Linked DNA regions of Homo sapiens: region 2 is linked to region 1. A link is a contact called in ENCODE Hi-C or POLR2A ChIA-PET data. All regions are on one chromosome and are shown on one strand. Each heading gives the region's core, a stretch centred on a gene start or an enhancer-like site at or near the end of the contact. The rest is flanking DNA. Distances are from core to core; before and after follow the strand shown.

Evidence for each region. Hi-C counts contacts between places; a loop is a spot of excess contacts on that map. ChIA-PET counts read pairs that join two places held with the same protein, here RNA polymerase II (POLR2A). Pooled maps may share reads with other maps.
Region 2: a loop to region 1 is called in a pooled map, with 11 times the contacts of the local background. The contact joins two enhancer-like sites. A Hi-C loop is called at or near these places in 5 of 50 pooled maps. POLR2A ChIA-PET finds 5 or more read pairs at or near these places in 3 of 52 experiments (A673, Caco-2 and T-cell).

Annotation. Positions count from the first base shown.
Region 1 is chr16:47,573,481-47,576,180 of GRCh38, forward strand. All of the region lies in intron 7 of PHKB (phosphorylase kinase regulatory subunit beta), which reads left to right. Among named protein-coding and RNA genes, the nearest start is that of PHKB, 110 kb to the left of the region's middle. Within about 2 kb of position 1,276, at least 2 of the 41 ENCODE cell types and tissues checked have a DNase peak (open chromatin) inside an H3K27ac peak, as active enhancers do.
Region 2 is chr16:47,731,581-47,734,280 of GRCh38, forward strand. No RefSeq gene overlaps it. Among named protein-coding and RNA genes, the nearest start is that of LINC02133, 130 kb to the right of the region's middle. RefSeq lists an enhancer at 2,134-2,700. Within about 2 kb of position 1,336, at least 4 of the 41 ENCODE cell types and tissues checked have a DNase peak (open chromatin) inside an H3K27ac peak, as active enhancers do.

The DNA of each region.
Region 1 (2,700 bases), core at 26-2,525:
GGGGAGAGGGGTAACAGGCAGCAGTGAGACCCACCCAGCTCTCACTTTCTTAACACATTGGGTCTCACACTCACAGACTTCTGGCAACAGCTGGGTCCCAGGCAGTCTGCCCTCAGCATGCAAAACTGCCCCTGGTTGTAAGTCCTTCTGCCCAAGACAAAGACCAAGGCTTCCAGGCCACACCCCTCCCAGTTTGCCTGCAAAGCAGGGGCTCCCAGCACCTGCCTCTGTGGCAAAAGCCTGCTTCCTGCTCACCTCTCATTTCTGATCAATGGGGTTTATACCCACAGTAGATTAGATTGCTTATTTTAGTTGGCAGCTTCTTCCAACCTGTGACCACTGTCTGAGTTAGCTGGCAGAATTCTGTGAGGTCCCTTATGAAGTAGGATCAGCAATGGCTTCCCTCCATCCCTGCTAGGGTGTGGGAGTGCACGCAAAACAATTTTTTTTTCTTTTATATGTGAAGTCTTGCTCTGTTGCCCAAGCTGGATTGCAGTGGTGCGATCTTGGCTCACTGCAACCTCCACCTCCCGGGTCCAAGCGATTCTCCTGTCTCAGCCTCCTGAGTAGCTGAGATTACAGGCATGCACCGCCACACCCAGCTAATTTTTGTATTTTTAGTAGAGACAGGGTTTCGCCATGTTGACCAGGCTGGTCTTGAACTCTTGACCTCAGGTGACCCACCCGTTTCAGCCTCCCAAAGTTCTGGGATTACAGGCATGAGCCATCACTTCTCATATGCTCCTTGTGGCTCACCAAATCAGCACCAGTGCTTGGTAGGGTTGAGACATTCCCCTGTGGCCTGGATTGCCCAGTTCCCCAGTGTCAATGTGTAATCATGGAGGCAGTCTCCCCGCTTTCACACCCTGGAGACATATTTTCACCTGACTCACCATGTAGGTTGCCACCCACAGCTTTCAAAGTGTCTGAAGTTTCTTTCATTTTTTCTGTTGAGTTACTGTGTTTCTTCTTGGATAAAAGTTTACAGCATAAATCTCTGCACGTTATTTTGCTCTTTGCAAGTGGGTGAGGCATGCTAACAATGCCTCCAATCTGGAGCCTGGGTAGTTTATAAAGAAAAGAGGTTTATTTGGCTCACAGTTTTGCAGGCTGTATATACAAGAAGCTCAGGACAGAAGACTAAGTGGAACTGGAGTATAGAAATCACATGACAAGAGAGGGAATAATAGGTGCCAGGTTCTTTTCAACAACCAGTTCTCACGGGAACTCAGACTAAGAACTCACTCAATCCCATGGGAATGACACCAAGCCATTCATGAGGATCCTGACACCTCCCACCTTGCCACACCTCCAACATTGGGGATCAGATTTCAACATGAGACTTGGCAGGATCAAACAAACCACATTCAAATCATAGCATATGTCATCTGCAAAGAAACAGTTTCATTTCTACCTTTCTCAGCTATATTCTTTTTATTTCCTTTTCTTGCCCTATTTTACCACATAGAACTTCCAGTACTATGTTAGTCATGGTGAGAGCAGACATTTTTGTTTTGAGAGGGAGCATTCAGTTTTTCTTTCACCATCAAGTAGAGTTAGCTGTAGAAGTTTTGTAAATCAAATTGCAGAATTTATACAAATGGCCAACAAGCATGTGAAAAAATGCTCAACATCACTAATCATCAGAGAAATGCAAATTAAAACCACAGTGATATATTGTTACACCAGTCAGAATAGCTGTTATTAAAAAGTCAAAAACTAACATATTGGAAGGGTTTGGAGAAAAGGGAACACTGATACATTGTTGGTGGGAATGTAAATTAACACAACCTCTATGGAAAACAGTATGGAGGTTTCTCGAATAACTTAAAATAGCACTACCTTTCAATCCAGTAATCCCACTACTGGATATCTACCCAAAAGAAAGGAAATTATTATATCAAAAAGATAACCTGTACTCATATGTTTATCGCAGCATAATTCACAATTGCAAAGATATGAATCAACCTACGTATTCATCAACAGATGATTGGATAAAGAAAATGTGTATATGTACACAAAAAAATACTGTTCAGCCATAAAATGAATGAAATCACATCTTTTATAGCAACATGGATGACACTGGAGGCTATTATCTTTAGTAAAACTAAACTAACTCAGAAAGAGAAAGTCAAATACTATATATTCTCACTTAAAAGTGGGAGCTAAATAATGTGTACACATGGACATAGAGTGTGGAATGATAGACATTGGAGCCTGGAGAGGGTGGAAGGGTGGGAAGAGTTTGAAGGATAAGAAATTACTTAATAGATACAATGAACATTATTCAGGCAATGGTTACACTAAAAGCCCAGGCCTGATGTGGTGGCTAATGCCTGTAATCCCAGCACTTTGGGAGGCCGAGACAGGCGGATCACCTGAGGTTGGGAGTTCAAGACCAGCCTGATCAACATGAAGAAACCCTGTCTCTACTAAAAATACAAAATCAGCCGGGTGTGGTGGTGCATGCCTGTACTCCCAGCTACTCAGGAGGCTGAGGCAGGAGAATCACTTGAACCCGGGAGGCGGAGGTTGTGGTGAGCCGAGATCGCGCCATTGCACTCCAGCTTGGGCAACAAGAGCGAAACTCTGTCTCAAAAAACAAAACAAAACAAAACAACAACAGCAAAAAAAACCCAGACTTCATCACTATGCACTATTTCCATGTAACAAAACTGCACTTGTGCCCCTTAAATTTTT
Region 2 (2,700 bases), core at 86-2,585, 160 kb after region 1:
TTCCACACATTCTATTGGCTACAGGAAGCCCAGATTCAAAGGATGGGGTGAAAGACTCTACCTCATGAGGGGAGGAGCCACAGATCACATTGCACAAGGCATTGATACAGGGGGGATAAAAAACTGGGGGTTTGGTTTTTGTTTGCAGTTTATCACACTGGAAGAATTTTATACAGACACTCAGATACAAACAAAAAGCTTGTTTTAGCTGCTGGAATGTATTATAGAAGCAATGATCAGAGTGGTGAGACGAGGGGTCAGAATGTAAAAGAAGATGTTTTTCCTGCACTCTAATTTTAAGCATCCTTTCTCCCAGGGTTCAACCTTGGTTATTTTGCTGTTGTTATTCTCTCCCTTCTTATTTGGCCACATTTTCAAAGAACTGGGATTTTCAGAAGCCTAAGATCATTTAAGATACAGGTTTAAATCCTGTGTGTTTGGAGTCTTTGTACTGTGCAGTTGAGTACTTTTGACTATAATAGTTATTTTTCTAAGATGTTCATACTCACTATTTCTTTGTGGCATTTGAGAAAGTCCTGTCTTCTAATTTAGGATCATCAAATTAAAAAAAATTGAAACGCTCTTCCCCACTCCTCTCCCAAAATTATCTTCTGGCAATATTTGTGGAGCTACAATTTGCACCTCCTGTGAAAGTCTTGAGACTCCAGACCTGGAGCTGCCAATTCAGGAGCCAAGGCGGATGAGGTCTGAGTGAGCTGTTGGACAGTACCTAGGAGGCCGTAGGAAGTGGTGTTGGGTCCTGTGGTAGACCAGCAGTTCTTTACATTTACATTTGCTACCTGTTAACATCACCCAGGGAGTTTTTTATTTTTTTATTTTTTTATGCCCAAGCTGCATTCCAGACTAATTAAAACAAAATCCTTGGGAGTGGAATTCAGGTATTACTATTTTTTTTTAAGTTCCTTGGGCAGTTTTAATATGCAGCCAAATTTAGGAACTAGTGAACTAAGCCAGGATTTCTCAATCTTTAATGTGCAGACAAATGACCTGGGGACCTTGTTAAAATACAGATTCTGACTCATCCTGTCTGGGGTAGGCCTGAGATTCTGCATTTTTGGTAAGTTCCTGAGTGCTGCTGATGCTGTGGGTCCTCAGACCACAGTATGACTAACAGGATGTAAAGTAGAGAGCTCAAGCAGCCTGAAAACTTTTTTTGCAGGGGGCAGGGGACTGGTCTCCTGTATGAACATAATTTGTGCCGACAATTCAAAATTAAGAGATTTCTCATAAAAATGGTTATTTCTGGTTTCTCTTAAAAAAAAAAAATGAAAGTGCCTACAATCCCCAGCTCTGCCTTTCCACACAGACTTGTGCTAAAGAGTGACTGCCCCACAGGAGGGGGTGCAGGTGACTCACCAGGGCAGGCTCTGAAATGCCTTTCCCTGCATTTGTTTATGAATAGGATGAATCTGTCTTTCATTTTTTCCATATAGACTGGCAAGTCGTCTTAGAACGCACAAGCGTACATGTGCGTCCACAGCAAAACCACGAAGTCAAAACACCAGATGATAAAGTGGAAAAGGCAAAAGGAAAAGGGAAAGAATAACAATTCTTTAAAAGTTACATGTGTTTATCAGTAAGGAAGGTTTTGGTTATATCAGAAACTTACTTGAGCTGTTTTAAGGGAAAAAATAAATGAGGGAGAGGCTGGGTGCAGTGGCTCACACCTTAATCCCAGCACTTTGGGAGGCCAAGGCAGGCAGATCACTTGAGGTCAGGAGTTTGAGACCAGCCTGACCAACAGGGTGAAGCCCTGTCTCTACTAAAACTACAAAAAATTAGCTGGGTGTGGTGGCGCACGCCTGTAGTCCCAGCTACTCTGGATGCTGAGGCAGGAGAATCGCTTGAATCTGGCAGGTGGAGATTGCCGTGAGCTGAGATCGCACCATTGCACTCCAGCCTGGATGACAGAGTGAGACCCTGCCTCAAAAAACAAAAACAAAATAAGTGAGGGAGAATTGTAAGCATAGAACGGTGCTCATGGACCCGTGATGCAGCAAGGCTTTCAGGGAAGAATAGAACCAGGGAGGGGCCTGGCTGTCAGCAAGGGGGACCCTTTCCTTGCTTTCATCTCACTCCTCTCTGGACATTCTCCTCCTCCTGTGTCTTTGCTTTCTCGTTCTCCAGTCCACACAGTAGAAAACACAGCCACCAGCAGTACCTGCGTTTACATACCAGGGGCCTTGCTATACATTCCCAATCCATATTCCTGAGGAAGAAATTATAATGGCTCAGCCTGGTAGAGGAGGAGGGACATCGCTGTTAACTGGGAGAACTGGAGGATGTCCAGCGAAGCTTCTGTTATGCTAAGGAAACTTATTGCAATTAAGCATAAACATTGAGCCATCCTATGTGGAGAGAATGAATGCGCTGAAATTCTAGAATGGCCCCAGCCCATCCCAGAGGCAGGGGATAGACAACGAGGTGTCTCGACTCCTTTGCTCCTATGGCATCTTTGCCTTTTGAAGGAGAATCTGTCCAGTTGCAGAGTCAACTATTTCTCAATAATGATAATAATAATAATAATCCTGAAGATGCAGCAAGACCAGCAGTGCTTCACTGATTTTTTTTCCTTTCCAAAAGGCATGCAGAGCATGATAATCACCTGAAGGCAGCAGCTCCTGACAGCCGGCTACAGGCTGGCTTTCATGTTGTGGGTGGCATTAGGTAGATAACCCA